2 separate regions of the Mus musculus genome follow, and region 2 is linked to region 1. A link is a loop called in an ENCODE intact Hi-C map of the cell type or tissue named here. Cell type or tissue: heart. All regions are shown on one strand. Each heading gives the region's core, and the rest is flanking DNA. Links, peaks and the distances in the headings are about the cores only. Region 1 overlaps Stat2 (signal transducer and activator of transcription 2). Region 2 overlaps Baz2a (bromodomain adjacent to zinc finger domain, 2A).

Region 1 (5,372 bases), core at 116-5,115:
CCTGGAGCTGGACTTACAGGCAGTTGTGAATCTCCTTACAGGGGTGCTGGGAACTGAACATGAGTCCTCTGCACTTATGTTACGTACGTTATGCCACTCAGTGTGCACTCTCAATACCCGAGCCTTCTCTCTAGCCCCCTGTGTTGATTTTTAAGTCCTGTTTATTTCTGTACGTGTGTATGTATGTGTACACATGTGTATGCGTACCACAACCCATGTATAAAGGTCAGTGAACAATTGGCAAGAGTTGGTTCCTACTTTCTATGGTGTGGGTCTTGGGATTGGACTTGAATTGTTGGGTTTAGTAGTAGCTGCCTTTACCTCATGAGCCATTTTTCTGGCTTCATGATTTTTATATGTGGCAGATTATACATATCTAGTTTAATTCTTCTGCAGATGGATTTCCAGTATATTGAGGAAACTGTACTCTGTGTGTGTATGTGTGCGTGCGTGTGTGTGTGTGTGTGTGTGTGTGTGTGTGTGCGCGCGTGCGTGCGTGCGTGCGTGTGTGTGTGTGTGTGTGTGTGTGTGTGTGTGGTGTGTATATATTTGTCACCTTCATTAAAAAATTAGCTCTAGATTCATGGATTTATTTCTGGGTCTACATTCTGTTTCCTTGGCCCATATGTCTGATTTTATGTTGGTACCGTACTATTTTGGTTACTATATCTTAGTATTATTTTATTATGTGAGCTGTTGTTTTGAAACAGGGTCTCATATATCTCAAACACACTATATGGCTGTAGGGCTATCTTTGAATATCTGATTCTCCTGCCTCTTCCTCCCAAGGGCTGGAATGACAGACATGTGTCACCATGCCCAGCCTCCAGCTGTACTAAGGGTTTTTTGTGAGTGCATATAAAGTTTGTTCCTGGGGAGAGTGGCATTTGGTAGAAATTGCATTAAATCTATAAATCATTTTGGATGATATCTAGAATTCTGCTTTTTTTTTTTCTTTTTTCTTTTTTTTTCTTTTTTTTTTTTTTTTTTGAGACAGGGTTTCTCTGTATAGCCCTGGCTGTCCTAGAACTCATTTTGTAGACCAGGCTGGCCTTCAACTCAGAAATCCACCTGCCTATGCCTTCCGAGTGCTGGGATTAAAGGCATGTGCCACCACGCCCGGCTTAGAATTCTGCTTTTAACCATCCTCTTGCATCTATTACGTGTAGTTGTTCCCACTTATGTGACAGTCTTGGGGCTAGAGAGGCAGCTCAGCAGTTAAGAGCAGCTGGCTGTTCCTCGACTAGCACCTGGGTTCAGTACTCGGCACCCACAAGGTGGCTTACAACCACGGAACATCAGGGGATCTGACCCTCTCTTCTGGCCCCCACATGTATCAGGTATGCATGTGGTATACATACATACGCACAAGCAAAATACTTGTGCACAGAAAATGAAAACTGAAATTCAAAACCTGTAAATAATAATCTGAGATTTACCCAATCACTAAATGAGAGGATTCAAATCCTAACAAGCCTGGTTTCAAGGCCAGATGTGGCTAGTGCCTCTAATGCCAGTGCTTGGGAAGTGGAAGGCAGAAGTTCCAGTCTAGCCTTGCCTATGTAGAGATTTGAAGGCCAGCCTCTGCTACATGAGACTCTGTCTCCTAAAATCTTATGATAAAGCCCATGGTCTTTACCCCTTTGTTTCCCACCACCACCACCCCGGCAGGGAATCTCACTATGTAGACTAGTCTCAAACTCAGAGAGCTCAGCCTGCCTCCTCCTGAGTTCTGGGATTAAAGGTGTGCACAGCACACCTAGCTCCTTAACATTTTCTTAGGCTAGACATACAGCCCCCGCTTGCTCTATGGTCCTCACTTTATTTCACCCACTGAGTCTTGTCCCATTGTCTGTCCTTGTACACCTAGACAGGTGGACGAGCTGCAGCAGCCTCTGGAGCTCAAACAGGATTCAGAGTCCTTAGAAGTGAATGCAGAGCTCTTGTTAGCACACGACCAGGAGTTGCCATTGATGATGCAGACTGGGCTGGTTCTGGGCACAGAGCTGAAAGTGGACCCCATACTGAGTACAGCCCCACAAGTCCTGCTGGAGCCAGCCCCACAAGTCCTGCTGGAGCCAGCCCCACAAGTCCCGCTGGAGCCAGCCCCACAAGTCCTGCTGGAGCCAGCCCCACAAGTCCTGCTGGAGCCAGCCCCACAAGTCCTGCTGGAGCCAGCCCCACAAGTCCTGCTGGAGCCAGCCCCACAAGTCCAGCTGGAGCCAGCCCCACAAGTCCTGCTGGAGCTAGCCCCACAAGTCCTGCTGGAGCCAGCCCCACAAGTCCTGCTGGAGCTAGCCCCACAAGTCCAGCTGGAGCCAGCACACTTGCTGCAGCAGCCATCAGAGTCAGATTTGCCTGAGGACCTGCAGCAGATTAGCGTGGAGGATCTGAAAAGTAAGTGATCTCTCACCATTGCCAAAACGTGAGCCCCAAACTCCTCCTTCATCTCCTGGCGATTCCTTTTGATAGGAAATGCAAGGGCCTCCCCTGTCCTACCCTGGGCCTTCATTTCCCCAGAGTCCCTTCAGCCCCAGAAAGTTGGGAGCTTCTAACTTGTATCAGGGCCTGATGTTTCTCTCTGTGTCCTCTAGAATTAAGCAACCCGAGTACTGAATACATCACAACCAACGAAAACCCAATGTTGGCTGGCGAGAGCAGTGGAGATGAGACTTCCATACCCTACCACAGCCATTTTGATGCGGATGGACTCTTGGGATGGACTCTTGATACCTTCTGAGGACTAGGAGCTATGTTTCTGTTTTGTTCCTCCTAACTCCAACATCAAGATGTTGCTTCCGACAGTGGGGATCGGGGTCTTCTAAGCTGGTTTACATGAACTTTGGAATAAGAGGTAAAAGCCTAACATGGTTTTGAAGGTGCACCAAAGAGTCAGAACAGACACTGGCCATAATCTTTCTAGGATCCTGAGGCTACCTACCATGCTGGGAGACGCAGGGGTCTTGAGGGCTGGTCAGGACATTTGCGAGGTCCTTAGAGGGTCTGGGGCAGTGGTGTCTTTCAGGTTGGAACGACTTTAATGTTTTGATAATTGGCTAAGTTGGTGCAAAGCAGCATCGGGCCTTTGTGGGGAGTTCAGACATGAATGGAATTCTGTTCTTCCTCCTCCATTGCTACCCTGGGTCCTGTCAAACCCAGAGCCCTGCCCGTGGTAGGCAACCACGGTGGCCCTGAGCCATACCTGGGCCCTTCAGTTCTCTCTTCCAGTTACCTCAGGTGTACTCCCTTCGCTCCTGACTCCAGTTCTATAAATTTCCTTCTCTTCCTATAGAGGCTGAGCGCTGTCTGCTTCAGCCCACCATGTAAAACAGAATTCATGCTAGCAGCTCCCTTGCCATGATCAATTCCCCACCTACAAAGTAATCCTGACACTCTCATGAAGATGTGAAGCTCTGCTGCTCTAGGCCATGCCGTCTCTACCTCCCCCAGCGCTTGAGAGAATCACTCCTGGAGGTTTGAATGGTTTCTGAGCACTTGGGAATTACTCCTTATAGTACTCAGTAGAGCTGAGAGCTTGAAGAGAACTTAGCTATTTTATTATTTTATGAATAAGAGGGCATCATTTCTTTTGCACAGTGTTTTGTTAACATGAAAGGAAAAAAAAAAACCCAAAACTTCTGTTCCTTAGGAGTGACCTAGGCAAGGACCAGGTTCCTTGGGTCTCAGAACCTTGAAGGTTTATCAGACATCTTTATGCCTTAGCCATTGTTGGGGAACCCAGGAGGCAATTGCCTTGCCGCTGCTCTACGGTGTGCTTGTGGTACAACTTGTGGGAAACGAATGTGAGGACCTGCACTGTGGCCGTTCTCTAACGGCGCATCAGAACAGTCCAGGAAGGGGTTAATAATAACTGGGACAGGGGACAGCAGTGCCATGCCCAGCCTCAAAGGCGGCACGAGCCAACCAAGAACCAAGGAGGCAGACAAAGAAGATACACACAGGAGCAGAAGCTCAAGGAGCCAGAAGCAAAAGTCGTGAGAAAAAGGTGCCCGGCCAACAGGTGAAATTAAGAAATTCAGCAAAACCAAGGCACAACAGCATAGTGGGACCAAGAGAATGGCACTGCTTCTTTCTGCTCCTTTGTAAGTCCCTGGTTCTCTGCTGTACCATCTCTCACCAAGCTCTGAATAGTTAGAAAGAACTGTTGTCCTGAAGTCCTTCGTACGTCATAATAAACTTTTGTTAAAACAACAACAAAGATACTGTGAGAGTGTGCCTTCTCTAAACTCTGTTCCTGAAAGTCATTCCTTAGAGACAGAAAGGCCAGCAAGGTACAGGCATTAGGTCATCAACTGGGGCTTCTCTCAAACCCACCCCAGGACATTCCTCTTGTCATTCCTTCCTTCCCCTGTTTGACACAGCAGTTTATGTCCCTTGGACTGTCGAGGTAGAGAAGGGACAGGCATACAGCTTCATTATTACTGAGTAGGTGGCAAAGCCAAGACATAAACCTGAATCTGCCCAGGCCAGTGCCTACAATCCCAGTGTCTGGGAGGTAGAGGCAGGCTGAGGAGTTGAAGGCTCAGCATAGGGTACATACTGAGTTTCAGGACAGTCTCAGATACAAGAGTCTCTAAAATATAAAATGAACATGATCCAGGCATGGTTTAATCTTAGCACTTGAGAGGCAGAGACAGATGGATCTCTGTTAATTCTAGGCCAGCCTGGTCTACAAAGAGAGTTTCAGAACTGCTGGGGCTGTTACACAAAGAAAACCAGTCTTTAAAACAAAACAAAAATTTTAAAAAACCAAAAAACCCTGAATCTGACTGTATGCCACATGTTCACTTTTCAATTTTTGGTTTGTTTTGTTTTGACAAGATTTTTCTCTATGTAATCCTTGATGGCCTGGAACCTGTATACAGTAGGCTAGCCTTGAACTCACAGTACTATTTCTCTCTTTGCCTCTCTGGCACTGGCATTTGTAATGCCACCACAATCAGAGCTTTGGTTGGTGGGTAGGTGGCTGGGCTTTTGTAGAAAGGAGGCCACTCTATGGTACAGGTTACAACAAACTCACAATCTACCTGCCTCAGTCACCCGAGCACTGGGATCCAGGTGTATCCCACTGGCAAAATGTATGTCCTTTGGTGTCCAGGCCATGGGAAAATAAAGGAAATAAACAGGATGTAGCGTCAAACACCTGTACTCCCAGTGCTTGGGAGAATGAGCTAGGTGGATCACTAGGAGTTTGAGGCCAGCCTGGACTATGTTGTGAGTTCTAAAATAGCTAGAGATACAAAAAGAAACCCTGTCTCAAAAAAAAAAAAAAAAAAAAGCTGGGCAGTGATGGTGCAGGCCTTTAATCGCAGCACTTGGGAGGCAGAAGCAGACAGATTTCTGAGGCTAGC
Region 2 (5,372 bases), core at 65-5,064, 180 kb before region 1:
GGTTTTAGGAATATGTCTGGATACAATCTGTTCCTAGCATAGAGCTAGAAATAAAGGTTGATTGAATTGAATGAACATCTTATTTTTAAAGCAGTTAGAGTTTATTGAGAGAATGTTTAACAGATTTGAGCACCAGTGTGGCTGGAGGAGGGCCATTTAGGACAGAGCAGTCCATACCATGTACATATGTGAGCTTCATTAAAGAGTTGTCTGGACACCTACTGTAACACCTAATATAGCTAAATTGAAGGTTTCAGCTTTGACTTTCCGTCTCTCCTGGGATTGATGCCTAGAACTAAAGATGTGTGGCTACAATGGTTCTGTCTCCTCTGTGGAGTCTTTACACCAAGAAGTCTCCGTCCTGGTCCCTGATCCCACAGTGAGCTGTCTAGATGATCCTTCACATCTTCCTGATCAACTGGAAGACACTCCAATTCTCAGTGAAGACTCCCTGGAGCCCTTTGACTCTCTGGCAGCAGGTGGGCTCTGCAGGGGGTTCCCTTTTGTGCTGGCCTGAGCCAACCTGTTACTTGGAAAAGTTAGAAAACCAGGGAATGTTTTAAGGAATCTGGGGTATTGGGCTTGTTGGTGAACCTTTAGTAAGCCATAGTCTATGTACACTGCTGCCTGGGCCAACTTTACTCACTTTGGTCCACTTCCCAGGCTCTTTCTGTCTTCTAGTTGGCCAAGAGCCCTTGGCTGCAATAATTCACTGAATAGGCTATAACTAACACACAGTTGGATTATTTAGGTTTTAACTAAATAGAAAAATTTGCCAATTAAATATAAAAACAAGGTCTATTTTATGATAAATAAATGATGTTAGGTTTCTACAAGGATCTATGGGGTAGATACACAGTATCTTTGCCTTCATTTTCACAGTCTCCTGACTTTGCTTTAAGAGGGCTATATGTTTCCCCTAATTTATATTAATGTATTGCATGGTAGGGTAGCTGACATAGCAGAGTTGTGACTTTGACATGATCCTGAACTACATAGTGAGTTTCAAGTTAGTCTGAACTAGAGACCCTTTCTTTCTTTGTTTTTTTTTCCCCCAACTCCCCAATTCATACACTAGAAAGTAGAATATTTGGGGGGGCCTTAGGAAAATCTGACTTTCTAACTTAATTCTTAATATTCTGCTTTTTGAATTTTCTTTCACCCCCATAAGCAGAGCCAGTGAGTGGCAGTCTTTATGGTATAGATGATGCGGAGCTGATGGGTGCAGAAGACAAGTTGCCTCTGGAGGGCAACCCTGTGATCTCTGCCCTCGATTGCCCTGCTCTCAGTAATGCTAATGCCTTCAGTCTCCTGGCAGACGACAGCCAGACATCAGCCTCCATCTTTGTCAGCCCTACCTCCCCACCTGTCTTAGGGGAGTCTGTCTTGCAAGGTAAGTGACGAGAGGGGTAGGACATATACATAGAGTTGCAAAAACAGTGAGAGAATGGGTTCCATAATTAAGCCCTTAAACTGGGAAGTATGAAGCTGTACCTTGCTGACAGACTATGAGATGGTGTCTAGTGGGAATAAAAAGGCATTGACCATGGTACTTTGCCCTGTAGAGAACTTGAGAGACTTGGAAGTTGTCAAGGAAAAAGGCCAGAGGCCTTTCAAGCTTCAGGAGAAGGAAAGAGCCAGCGCTGCTTTGTTAAAACTTAATTTTGGGGGCTGGTGAGATGACTCAGTGGGTAAGAGTACCCGACTGCTCTTCCGAAGGTCCAGAGTTCAAATCCCAGCAACCACATGGTGGACATATAATAAATAAATATTTAAAAAAGAAGAAAAAAAAACTTAATTTTGTTTGTATGAGTGTTCCTATGTCTGTATATCTATGTATCGTGTATGCATTGGTGTCCTTGGAGACCACAAGAAGGAGGGTGTCTCCAGCTAGACCAATTGGGACTGGAGTTCCAGAAGGTTGTGAGTCACCCACTTGTGGGTGCTGACTTTTCTCACTAAAAGACCTTAAAATAACCATGTTTACCATAGTGCAAGTTTGAGTGTTTAAATTCAATTTTATTTATACTGTTGTTTGCTTGTAGATAACAGCTTTGGACTGAACAGTTGCAGTGACTCTGAACAGGAAGAAATAGAGACCCAGTCTTCAAACTTCCAACGTCCCCTGACTGAGCCAGCTCCTGACCAGCCACCTAGTACTCAACTACATCCAGCAGTTTCACCAACAGCCTCCCCAGCAGCCTCCTTGACAGCATCTGCAGAAATCTCTCCAGCTGTCTCTCCAGTAGCATCCTCGCCTGTCCCTCCTGAAGTCTTTGTAGCAGTCTCTCCAGCTTCCTCACCTGCTCTGCCAGCCATCTCTTTGGAAGCCTCTATGACAACTCCAGTAACTTCTCCTCAAGGTTCCCCTGAACCTTCTCCAGCAGCTGCCTTCCAGACTGTCTCCCCAGCAAGGAAAAATGTCAGCAGTGCTCCTAAAGCGCGTGCTGATCGAGAAGAGACGACTGGAGGAGCAGTTGCAGTCTCTGGTAGTGGTGAGTGTCCACACTCTGCTCCCACCTGCCTGTTCTCTACAGAAGCACATGTCACATATGGTGCCCATCCTTTTGTTTTTTGATACAGTGTCTCAGTATGTAGCCTTGACTAGCCTGGAACTTGCTATGTAAACCAAGGTGGCTTCCAATTCAAAGAGATGTGTCTGCCTCTGCCTCCAAGTGCTTTATCCTGTAACTTTGCTTGACTTCTTATCTTGATGTCTCTGGTCTTGTCCTCTAGGTGATGTACTGAAGAGACGTATTGCTACCCCAGAAGAAGTTCGTCTTCCCCTCCAGCATGGGTAAATGCTCTAGATGGCTACACACATTGACCTCAAGAAGCTCACGAATGATAGGAAGAGAGGAGCTCCTCTCTTCATCTTGGTGGGAGAGGACTGGGCTGGACAGGAGTGGACTACAGGACAGTATGGAGGGTGCAGGACTGGGCAGGACAGGAGTGGACTACAGGACAGTACGGAGGGTGTGGAACTCCTGGAAGAGCAGCAAATGCTCCTAACTGCAGGGTTATCGCTCCAGACCAGTTCTCTCTTCTTAGGGTCTGTCTCTCACATTCTTTGTTCATCCTTGGTCTTGATCCTTTTTCGGACTAAGGCCCAAGTATCCAAAGGAGCTACATAGAACTGTTTCCATAGAGCGGGACAGCAGTTAAGGGAGAGAGGCTTCCTACCAGTGAACTGGGTGGTTCTGTGGCAGTGATTTCTGTTGGAATGCTCTCTGTGGAGTTAAGGTCTAAAACAGTAATTTTGGTGACCAACCCAGCTGTTGTCAGAGGCCTACATTTTCTAGGCTACTTGATGCTACCAAGTCTTCGTGCAACTGCAATATTTAAGACAGAAGTAAGGCTGAGTTTTATACTACACTGCTCAGAACATAGTCATACGACCTCGCCTCCTTAGTTATTCCATGATGTCGGCCTCTACGCGCCTACTCTTACACGTTGTTCTGAGCCAGGGCAGTTAGTTTCCAGCTGCTCCTTTCAGTAGCTTTATAAAAAGGAGGGTGGGGAATCTTTGTACATGTTTGCCATTTAGTGCAGTGTTTCCTCTGAAGTACTTGCTTCAGCTCAAGCACTGTGAGCCTGTTTATCAAGCTTGTGTGCTGTGCTGTTTCTGTATGCAGGACTGTGTAGGACTGTCTGCATGCAGGGCTAGTGAGACAGCTGGAGGGGGAGTCTGCTCAGTGGGCTTGGCTCCTGGGTGGCATGGGAGTGGGTAGGGGTGTGACCTGGTGGCAGGGCCCATGTGCTTCTCTGGCAGGTGGCGAAGAGAAGTGCGCATCAAGAAGGGCAGCCATCGGTGGCAGGGGGAGACTTGGTACTATGGCCCCTGTGGGAAGAGAATGAAGCAATTTCCAGAAGTTATCAAGGTAATAGCAAGCCTTTTCTTGGGTCCCAGGAGAACAGGGTAGCATTGTCTCCTCTGGGGCCTGTTCTGCGTGTGCTGTTACTGCCAAAGCCTTGGAATGACTATGACTTACTAATGCTATTTACTTTTCCTCTCAGTACCTGAGCCGAAATGTGGTGCACAGTGTCCGCCGTGAGCACTTCAGCTTCAGTCCCCGCATGCCTGTTGGAGATTTCTTTGAAGAAAGAGATACACCAGAGGTGCTGGCCTGAGGATTAAATAGTTGGGAAAAAATTATAGCTTCCTTTCGTGGAGTTAGGTGGCTCAAGGGGTCTGGGATACTTCAGAGGGCTTTGCAGGCCACTGTCTTCTCATAACTCAGTGTCGCTCTTCCTTTAGGGCTTGCAGTGGGTCCAGTTATCAGCAGAGGAGATTCCTTCCAGAATTCAAGCAATCACTGGCAAACGAGGCCGACCTCGAAACAATGAGAAGGCTAAGAACAAGGAAGTTCCCAAAGTGAAGCGGGGCCGAGGTCGGCCTCCTAAGATCAAAATGCCTGAGCTGTTGAATAAAACAGATAACCGACTTCCAAAGAAACTGGAAACCCAAGGTACAGTGTTACTTGTAGCTCAGATATTGTGCTCCCTTCAGGAGGTATTGCTGAATTGCTGATAACTGATCTTCCCCGGAAGGTCTGACAAACCTAAATCCATTCTTGCCCCTTGGAAGGCATGAGTAGAACCCCATCTCTTTGTGGTTTTTATTTTTTGTTCTCCACCCCCCCCAAGGCATTTTCTTCCTTTTGAGTTGTGTTTACTAGAAAACTAAGCTGTGGGTTATTCTCACATATAGTAATGGCCAAACGAGAAGGCTGCCATGGTTTATTTTGTCTTTCAGCTCTTTGCATAGACTGAATTTATTCATATAATTCCTGTGATTTTTTTTATTGTAGAGACTTCAAATCACACCTGAATCCTAAAGATTGTTGGAGCACTATTTTAGTGGGATAGATAAATGGGAAAATGTCTGATTTTTTAAAATAACCCTTTCTTAAAAATGCTTGTACTATGCAGTGTACAGAATATGAAATGGTCTTTTTAATTCCATTCACACAGTTTTAGCTCTTTAATCTGGTTGCATCTTTTTTCTCCCCCATGTTGGGGACCAACCCTAGGACTTTGAACATTCTTCTAGCAAGTCCTCTACAAATGCTAAAACCCCAATCTCAGAATATCTCATTTTTTTCAAAAGGTTTATTTTATGTATGTAAATGTTTTGCACATAGGCACCACGTGGGTACCTGTGAAGGCCATATGAGGGTGTCAGACCCCCTAGAACTAGAGTTAAAGTTGGTTGTGAGCTGCGAGCTGAATCCAGGTTCTTTGCAAGAGCAGTAAGAGTTCTTCACAGCTGAGCATCTCTCTAGCCCCTGGGTTTCTCTATGTAGCCCTGGCTGTCTCACTCTGTAGGCAGGAGTAACCTTGAACTCGGATATCTGCCTGCTCCTGCCTCC

What was found. Hi-C counts contacts between places; a loop is a spot of excess contacts. Peaks named below come from ENCODE experiments on the same cell type or tissue, not always from the same donor. Only the 100,000 strongest peaks of a DNase experiment are listed, where the experiment ranks them.
Region 2: it touches region 1 in a loop (2.0-fold over the local background); 1 of 42 quality-filtered maps calls a loop at or near these places.

Annotation. Positions count from the first base shown.
Region 1 is chr10:128,288,634-128,294,005 of GRCm38, forward strand. Stat2 (signal transducer and activator of transcription 2) reads left to right here. Exons shown (of 24, transcript NM_019963.2): 23 at 1,871-2,397; 24 at 2,595-4,220. The coding sequence ends at 2,740. Among named protein-coding and RNA genes, the nearest start is that of Il23a, 6.8 kb to the right of the region's middle. In heart, for the core only: no CTCF peak of the experiment used is centred there; a DNase peak (open chromatin) is centred at 2,268.
Region 2 is chr10:128,112,289-128,117,660 of GRCm38, forward strand. Baz2a (bromodomain adjacent to zinc finger domain, 2A) reads left to right here. Exons shown (of 30, transcript NM_054078.2): 5 at 294-479; 6 at 1,175-1,393; 7 at 2,046-2,495; 8 at 2,737-2,797; 9 at 3,773-3,881; 10 at 4,018-4,119; 11 at 4,259-4,469. Among named protein-coding and RNA genes, the nearest start is that of Gm51821, 11 kb to the right of the region's middle. In heart, for the core only: no CTCF peak of the experiment used is centred there; no DNase peak of the experiment used is centred there.